Linked DNA regions of Homo sapiens: region 1 is linked to region 2. A link is a contact called in ENCODE Hi-C or POLR2A ChIA-PET data. All regions are on one chromosome and are shown on one strand. Each heading gives the region's core, a stretch centred on a gene start or an enhancer-like site at or near the end of the contact. The rest is flanking DNA. Distances are from core to core; before and after follow the strand shown. Region 1 has its middle 28 kb from the start of CD36. Region 2 overlaps GNAT3 (G protein subunit alpha transducin 3).

The links. Hi-C counts contacts between places; a loop is a spot of excess contacts on that map. ChIA-PET counts read pairs that join two places held with the same protein, here RNA polymerase II (POLR2A).
Region 1: a loop to region 2 is called in a map of Right ventricle myocardium superior, with 1.8 times the contacts of the local background. The contact joins two enhancer-like sites. A Hi-C loop is called at or near these places in 3 of 168 maps with a recorded cell type or tissue (Right ventricle myocardium superior, heart left ventricle and heart right ventricle). POLR2A ChIA-PET finds 5 or more read pairs at or near these places in 1 of 52 experiments (MCF 10A).

Annotation. Positions count from the first base shown.
Region 1 is chr7:80,607,865-80,612,480 of GRCh38, reverse strand. It overlaps a transcript of CD36 not described here. Among named protein-coding and RNA genes, the nearest start is that of CD36, 28 kb to the left of the region's middle. Within about 2 kb of position 2,545, at least 2 of the 41 ENCODE cell types and tissues checked have a DNase peak (open chromatin) inside an H3K27ac peak, as active enhancers do.
Region 2 is chr7:80,477,616-80,482,651 of GRCh38, reverse strand. It overlaps GNAT3 (G protein subunit alpha transducin 3), which reads left to right. Exons shown (of 8, transcript NM_001102386.3): 4 at 3,654-3,811. Among named protein-coding and RNA genes, the nearest start is that of GNAT3, 32 kb to the left of the region's middle. RefSeq lists an enhancer at 3,585-3,879. Within about 2 kb of position 1,276, at least 2 of the 41 ENCODE cell types and tissues checked have a DNase peak (open chromatin) inside an H3K27ac peak, as active enhancers do.

The sequences.
Region 1 (4,616 bases), core at 1,296-3,795, 130 kb before region 2:
CCTTAATTTCTTCATAAGAAGCTTTGAGTTATTAAAATTTCATTTCATTGTATTTTATATATGCCAAAGGCATAATTTTTTCATTTATATAACAAATTAGTTTTTATGGTATATGTGCAAAGAAAAGAATAAATGCCCCCAAACAATTTGTGCACATTATCATTTTTATACAGGGACTGATCTCCTGTGATTTTTCAGGTTGCTAGCATAACAGGAATGATATTTTATATTACAGGACTCAGTGTATTGAGCATATTATAGAACTTAAGAAGGACATTCAAAAGAATCTCATTTCAACAATCATCAAAGTAGTGGAAATTGGATTTCAGGTGTGCACGTTTAATTACTGAAGTAACAAAGAACTTTGTACTGTAAAGAGAAAACAGCCCATCACCCAGGAGCTGGGCTGATATTATTAGCTAGGTCTTGCTGTTTCTGGGCACAGGCCCAGCACTCACTGCTTGGCCTTGGTGTTTGTTCTGCTGAACACAAACAATTCATAGAGCATTTACTTTAGATAAAATCATTCTGTGATCATGATGAGTCAAGACAAAATGAGACCTTTTATGTCTGAACCCAAAACGATTATCAACACTGTCCAAGCCACAGATACTACACATTCCCTTCTCACTTACTATGAGTGACTCTGCTTCTTTATCAATTACAGCTTTAGCTTCAGTCTAGTCTTCCCTCCTCCAAGATTAAGACACCCAATCATAAAATTATCCTGCCTCCTGACAACATCTAATTCAGAGCAAATCTCTATTTCCTTCAGTATCACCTCCTCGACCCTCCCCAACCAACCAACCGAAGTCCAAATTCTAGAATAGATTTTTCCTAACATCTTCTTACCGGGTCACTGTCAGTTCCCTATGGTACACTTTCCTCTCTTTTCAATGAGTAATGAACTTGTTTCACTACAGGTGTGTTCCTGTTGGTCTTTGGTTAAAGAAAGGACATTGGCAGTAATAAAGCATCTAAGAAACTTGGCTCCTAACTCCAGTGCTATCAGGAGGCTCTCATGTATATGCTAGCACAATCTCTCAGAATTTTCAAGATGACTAAAGAGAAACTCAAAGAAGAAAAATTAGAAGATGCCACAGTGATAAGAAATAGGAGAGATTATTATGGGTGTGCAAAATGACACGGGACGACGATTTTGAGGTTAGGGCCTCTGTGTCATGTATGGGAGAAAAAAGCAGGCTGAGACAAGAAACATGGCCAGGTCACAACAGGGGGGCAGAGCATCTGCTGAAAGGCCACAAAACACTCAAGAGCTTTATTATAATTTTGTTCAAGGCAGGGCGCAGTGGCTCAGGCCTATAATCCCAGTGGTTTGTGGGGCCCAAGAGGGAGGATTGCTTGAGGCCATGAGTTTGAGACCAGCCTGGGCAACATAGAGAGACTCTGCCTCTACAGAAAGAAACAACCACAAAAATTAGCTGGGCATGGTGGTGTGTACCTGTAGTCCCAGCTTCTTGGGTGGCTGAGTGGGGAAGATTACTTAAAGCCAGGAGTTTGAGATTACAGTGAGCTATGATTGTGCCACTGCACTCCAGCCTGACTGACAGAGAGAGCAGACCCTGTCTCTAAAAAATAAAAAAATCTGGCTGGGTGCCGTGGCTCAGGCCTGTAATCCCAACACTTTGGGAGGCTGAAGCAGGCAGATCACGAGGTCAGGAGATAGAGACCAGCCTGGCTAACACAGTGAAACCAGTCTCTAGTAAAAATCCAAAAAATTAGCCAGGCGTGGTGGCGGGCGCCTGTAGTCCCAGCTACTGGGGAGGCTGAGGCAGGAGAATCGCTTGAACTCAGGAGCCAGAGGTTGCAGTGAGCCGAGATCACGCCACCGCCCTGCAGCCTGGGCGAGACAGAGCAAGACTCCGTCTCAAAAAAGATAAAAGATAAAAAATAAATAAATAAATAAAATTAAAATAACTGTTTAAAATATGTTCAAAAGAAGATAGAGGAAAATTCTGTTTCGCTAAAACTTCACTAAAGGAAAGAAGCCTCAGCGACTACACTGAAGATATTACTATTCTTGTATTTACAAAAGATGACATAAAAATACCATAATATTAGGAAGCTAAATTACCCTCTCAGTAAATGGCTACCAAAATAATTGTGGGTAGATTTTAAATAACTTCCTAGAAGGGACTAAAAATCTTAGGTAGTCTGAGGTGAGACATACAGAGCACAAATATAGATCAGGAAAACTCAAAATAAGAGTAATGATGATGATAATTACAATGACAATATAGTAACAATTTTTAAAAAGGCATTGTGAATACCAAGTTAAACATTTTTTATCATTCTCATGCCAATTTTTGAGAACTACTGTGATAAATCTAGTCTCATTTAATCAGCTGTTAAAAGTGAGCTGTGTGCTTTTGGATAATACTTCTCACTCTTCAGTTTCCAGTATTCACTTGCCAGTCCTTGTTTTCCAAGGAAGGCTTTAAACCTAGATCAGACCCACAGCTTGGCTCACCCCTCACAGCGCATGTCCTTTCCTAATCTTATCTTGTCCTCAACCCTTTGCCTACATAGCAAGCACCTGCTGGGTGATCATACTTGTAACCTGAACCAAATTCTCATCTGGCTCCCTTCACCAACAGATCACAAGCCAAAAGACAGGCAAATACTAACTCAGGCTTTTTGTAACTATTTTTTCTGACTCTAATACTGTATTATGTCTCCTATCAAGCTCTTGTTGTTGAAATCTTCAGATTACGTGTGAAATTATTCTGCTATCATAGTTTGAATCATCAACTTTGTTTTATTTATACATGCTTTTATTCCCCCCAATTACATTGGCAAATATTTTATCAATCAGTAGCCCTTGCAAGAGTAAACTTAAATACATTCCTAAAGTATTCTTAGTTTGGACTTCTGATTGGGAGAAAACGTGAGAATCAACAAAACAAAAACCTGACACCCCGCTTAGGTAGCTCCCAGCAGGTCTAGGAAGGCAGATTCATAAACAGACAATTCTAATAGGCCGTGACATCTACACTCAGGTAGGAAGAGTGAATGGTGAGGGAGAGAAGGTGTTAAAGGACAGTGGTGGAGGAAGTGGTTCCTTATGCCAGGACTGCATTGTACAGCTCCGGGTACAGAGTGGGAGAGGGTATAGTGGATCACAAGCATTTCCCCAAATACAGATACATAAAGAAACATACAAAATAATAAACATACAACTGGGGAAACATGTTTCAGTAAGGATTCGGTACAGTGTATGAGTTTTGGAAGAACAAGACACCAGAAAAGTGGCCACAAATGACCACAAACGTGAAGCCCTAATGTAACACATACTATACCAAACTTTATATTGTATGTGTGCCTTGATTACCTGGAATTCATTCTCTCGTGGGTTTATCTTGAAAGCAACATAGGACTACTCAAGGATTTTTAGAGAAGGAGCGCATGACAAAATTTGGGTTTAGGAGATGGCCTTGGCATCAGCATGAAGAATGGATTGGAGGGAAGGCCAGAGGACGCCTATCAAAATAATCTAGAAAGGAAATTATGTAGTTGAACTTAAAAACTGGCTATGGGGGTGGGGGTGGGAAATGTGGGAAAGATTTCAGAAATACTTAGTGGATATGGAAGATATTTAGAAGTTAGCATGAATAGCTACGGCTTGGTGACTAATTAGTTAGGTAGAGAGGAAAAAATCGTAAGTCTCAGGTTTTACGCTTGAGTAACAAGACAAAAGGAGGTACTATTAACCTGGAGGGGAAACATAGGACCAGTTTTAGGGGTGGTGTGAAGTTAGTCCTGTCAGGGTTTAATATTGACATTTTCACTAACTGGCTGCAAGATCCTGAGCCAATTTTTTAATCTCCCCAAGTCTGTTTACTCATTTGTAAAATGGAGATAACACTATCTACTTTAAAATTATTGTAAAACTTAAATAATATTTAACCCTTCTATGGAACTTACCATATGCAAGACACTTGTATGAGTATTTTATATGCATTAAGTTGCTTATCTTGAACAGTTACCCTATGAGGTAGGCATGTTTATTATCCATGTGTTACAGATAGGGAAGCAGAGGTACAAAGAAGTTTACTAACTTGCCAGAGGTCACAGAGCTGGAAAGTTAGAGATCTAAGTTTCAAACATATGCAGTCTAACACTAGAGAGTATGCCTCAACCAGTAATTTACTTCTCATTAAATACTAGGCACTTTGCATAATTATTTTTAGAGTGCTTTGCAGGTACCACATAGATAATAAATAGCTATTAAAATTTAACCATTTTATTTTAAAATAATTTGCAGGGGATATGTTATATGCATATATATTATTGAATGCTGGGATAAATTCAAGCCTAGTAAAAGACACTCATTTGGGGATTATAATTTAATTTTGAACATAAAAATGTACATCTTGAATCAGAACACATTAACAAGGTTATATGGCTCACGCCTGTAATCCCAGCACTTTGAGAGGCCGAGGCGGGCGGATCACGAGGTCAGGAGATGCAGACCATCCGGGCTAACACAGTGAAACCCCATGTCTACCAAAAATACAGAAAATTAGCTGGGCGAGGCAGCAGGCACCTGTAGTCCCAGCACTCGGGAGGATGAGGCAGGAGAATCGCTTGAACCT
Region 2 (5,036 bases), core at 27-2,526:
GTCTCAGCTACTTGGGAGGCTGAGGCAGGAGAATCGCTTGAAAGTGGGAGGTGGAGGTTGAAGTGAGCCTAGGTTGTGCCACTGCACTCCAGCCTGCATGACAGAGCAAGACTCCGTCTCAAAAAACAAACAAACAAACAAACAAAAAAACAAAAAAGAAAAAGAAAGAAAAAAGAAAAAGAAAATAAGAAAGAAAAACAGAAAGAAATGAAACAGTATATTTGTTTGGTTTGTAAAGCTATGCTGACAAGATATATAATTTTTTCTCCTTAGGGATAAAACTGTGTAGTGGTTGTTTTATGGCATCATTCCTCCTAAACAGCACTTTAATAGTGGAAGGAGCCAATAGCATGATGCTAGTGAAAGTGACCAGAGCATATTTCACTGAACTTGCAGTTCTCTTTCATATCCATTTAACAGAGAAATGGGGTTTTAAAAATCTATCCTGTGTTGATGCAGGAAAATCAGGTTGAGACTTGATATGGCCATTTGTTGACAAAAAAGCCAAACTCCGTAAAATACTTGAAGAGATTTATTTTGAGCCAAATGTGAGGGCCATGACCCATGGCACAGCCTCAGGAGGTCCTGAGAACATATGCCCAAGGTAGTTAAGTTATTGCCTGATTTTATACATTCTATGGGGATTAAAGTTACAGGCAGATATCAGTCAATACATGCAAGGTCCAGAAAGGCAGGACAATTTGAAGCGGGACCTTCCAGTCATAGGTGGATTCAAACATTTTCTGATTGGTTGAAAAGAATTAAGTTATTTTCTGATTGGTTGAAAGAATTAAGTTATTGTCTAAAGGCCTAGAATCAGTAGAAAGGAGTCTCTAGGTTAAGAGTCTGTGGAGACCAAGGTTCTTATTATGTAGATGAAGCCTCATAGGTGGCACCCTTAGAGGCAATAGATGGCAAATATTTCCTATGTAGACCTTTAAAAAGTGCTAGACTTTCAGCTAATCTCACCAGGATCAGAAAAGGCCTTGAAAAGGGAAGGGGCTTCTCTACACAATGTAAACTTCCCCCACAAAAGACAGCTTTTATTTTCTTGTTATTTTCTTTTATTCTTTTATATATGCCAAAAAAATATATTTGGGGGTAAAATAATTTCTTTCAGGGCCTGCTCTATACTGGAGTCAGTTTGGAATTTGGAATCTTATTGCTATAAAGATTCTGTTTTATCAGTCCTAAGATCTCTGTTTCAATGTTAATGCGGGTGAGTTATGCCTGAATTCCAAAGGGAGGAGGGCCTAATGAGGCATGTCTGACCCCACCCTTCCTATCACAGCCTGACCTAGTTTTTCAGGTTTACTTTGGAATTCTGTTGGCCAAGAGGGATTTCTGTTGGTTGCGGGGCTTAGAATTCTGTTGCTTGGGGGACTTAGAATTTTGTTTTTGGTTTACACATTGAATATGTGGACCAATGACCATCTGATCAGTTTACTTTTAACAATAAAAGCTGATTGTGAAGAAAGATAGAATAAGTTATTTTCTTTTTTTACCCTTACCAGTGTCTCTTTAACAATAAGTGACATATCCTTATTTTTTATACAAAGAACAGATTTTTGATAAAATGGTAGAAAAAAACTGTAGTCAATTCAAAATAATAATAAGCTGAGTTGTATCAGAAAAGCAGCAAGTTCTTATTGAACATACTTCACTGGTAGTGTCAGAGGCATTTGAACCAGAGCAACTTCATCTTAAATAGGAGCTGAGGAAAATGAGAATGAGACCCACTAGGCTTCATTCCCAGACAGTTAAGGCATTCTAAGTTACAGGGTGAGATAAGGAGGTCGGCACAAGATGCAGGTCATAACGACCTTGCTGATAAACAGGCTGCAGTAAGAAGCTGGCCCAAACCCACCCAAACCAAGATGGCCATGAGAGTGACCTCTGCTTGTCCTCACCGCTATACTCCCACCAGCACCATGACAGTTTACAAATGCCATGGCAATGTCAGGAAGTTACCCTATATGCTCTAACAAGGGGAGGCATGAATAATCCACCCCTTGTTTAGCATATCATCAAGAAACCACAAAAATGAACAACCAGCAGCCCTCGGGGCTGCTCTGTATATGGAGTAGCCATTCTTTTATTCCTTCACTTTCTGAATAAACTTGCTTTCATTTTGCCCTATGGACTCGTCCTGAATTCTTTCTTGTGTGAGATCCAAGAACCCTCTCTTGGGATCTGGATTGGGACCCCTTTCCTGTAACAGTAACAGCCTGACATGGCACAAAATGCGCTTGTATTTGACTCTTATTCTGATACTTATTGTATTTACTGGTTTACTCGTTTCTAAAACTCTGAGTTTTAGATTCCTCACATGTAAAATGGAGAAAATATAGTGTCTATCTCATGGTTGTGAGGATTATGTGTGATATTGCATGTGCAGTTTTGTAAATTGTAATAATATGCACTAGGAGGGTTATGAGCTAAAAAAGATATCAGTTTTAGAGGCTGACAACAAGGTTGAGTTCAGACTTCTCCATTTGCCTGGGCTATTACCACAGTCAATTTAGTTATTCTGAAACTCAACATCTTAATTTTTTAAAAAATGATTTGTCATAAAGCTATTTTGATTATTTGTTTAAATAAATTGCAGACTATAGTATTTACTCAGTAAACTTCTATTTCCTTCTTTGCTGGTAACCTCCAAATGTTATCCCAACAGGACTAAGACAATAATTCCTTGCTTTGCATAAAAAACTCTCACCTCTGTCCTACTGATTTGTTCCAAAGGCATATGCAATCAACAATGCCTACAGGGATGTTCAAAAATATTATGTGGATCCAAATGTTTACCATTCTTTATATGATTACGAGGCAGTAACCCGATGACAAAAAAACATTATATATTAATTTTTTGAAACAATACAATTTTAGAATAATGAATTTATTTCCATTTTTACTCTAATTTTTTTTTTTTTTTTTTTTTGAGACAGGGTCTGGCTCTGTCACCTAGGCTGAAATGTAGTGGTGCAATCTCTGCCCACTGCAACCTCTGCCTCCCAAGCTCAAGCAATTCTCCCACCTCAGCCTCCCAAGTAGCTGGGACTACAGACATGTACTACATCCCTGACTAATTTTTTTGTAGAGAAAAATTTTGCCATGTTGCCCAGGCTGGTCTCAGACTCCTGGGCTCAAGTGATCTACCCACCTCGGCCTCCCTAAGTGCTGGGATTATAGGCGTTAGCCACCATGCCCGGTCTACTCTAATTTTTACTTGGCTTTTTTTTTCTAGAAAAATTCATGGCGATGATTAAAAAAAGAAGAAGATACCAGATTAAATCAGCTTAATTTTTATTTTACCTTGGTATAATATGTAGACCTTTTGCAAACTTAGTATGACTACAGCAAAGTATTATTATCCTCCTTGATATCATATTCAGAAGTCAGTGACATATTTCAAAATATGCTAATTTCTTCACATAATATTTTATAGTTTTTGCAAAGGAGAACTCTTCTGGGCATCATCCAGCCATGAAAAACTTTAGTTCTATTTACCTCAATATAGTTCAAAAAGATGTTTGGTGGAATTATTAGCTAAAAGAATAAGATTAAAATTATCCCAGTAAATTACTCTATTAGAAAATAGAATATGTGATTCCAAATAATACATACTTATTCTCACCAAAATATTGTTCTAGGAGGACCAACGACAACTTTATGCAATGGCAAATACCCTGGAAGATGGTGGCATGACACCTCAACTGGCTGAGGTAATAAAACGGCTGTGGAGAGATCCAGGAATTCAGGCCTGCTTTGAAAGGGCATCTGAATATCAGCTCAATGACTCAGCAGCTTAGTAAGTGAATTCACTTTAAGGGGAATTGGAGGTAAAACATTTAAAATTAAGAATTATAATTCTGCATACTTTGCATTTGTAAATTCAAATGAGGAAAATAAATGGTGTTACATTTTATTAGAGTAAAATAAAAAGCAATTAAAGAGAAATGAAAATGAACAAGGTGACATAATGAGATTTAAGAAAATATAACCAGGGGAGCATTTTAAATAACTAAGTTTGAAACTGCCTGAGAAGATTCTATGGTGCAAATATCTTCTCTTGATTAAAAAGTGTTAACCTTTATGCATAGCCTTTCACACTAACACAGACTGGTGACATGCACACTGAGGTTTTGGGCTATTCATTTCATCTCTATCCATATTAGTGAAATCATCTCCTAGATTAATTTCATTAATGACACATGCCTTGGCTCATTGGGTTGATGACCATGATACAAAATTCTAGAAGAAATTAATGAAATGATTTCCAAAATACTTGTATACTAGGAGATTCTTTTGGAGTCTCAAAAAATTCTATAAATTTCACTGCTTGTATCATCCATTTAGCATTAATTAACCATAAGGAAATTAGGGGCTTGTGACACTATTTATAATTTCATTATCAAAGTGATTTAAAATTTTCCTTTAGTGCTGGGCACAGTGGCTCACGCCTGTAATCCCAGCACTTTGGGAGGCCATGGCAGGCAGACAGCTTGAAGTAAGGAATTTGAGACCAGCCTGGGTTACATGGCAAAGCCAAGTTGCTACAAAAAAATACAAAATTAGCCAGGTGTGGTGGCATGTGCCTGTAGTCCCAGCTACTTGGGAAGCTGAGACAGAAGGATTGCTTGAGCGCAGGAGGTCAAGGCTGCAGTAGGCAGAGACTGCACCACTGTACTCCAGTTGGGGCAAAAGAGCAAGACCCTGTCACCAAATTAACCCCAAAAAACAATTATTTTAGCAAGTGGTTCCTAACATAGCCCCTTACTATATGCCTGCAAGATGTGTGCATATGTAAATACAATCTAATTACTCATTTTCTATTTCTGTTCATGCATATGTGTGAAAAAGTGTAAATATAGTTCTTTTGATGAACTCCCCCTCTCCCCGCCAACAGAAGCTGCTAGCATCGTTTAATTAAACAAAAGCAAAACAGTAATGTAAAAGTGAAACAAATGAAAAAGATCGGTTAAGGACAGAACAATGAAGCTTGCATGACACTTCAGATTTTTAATCATTGATGG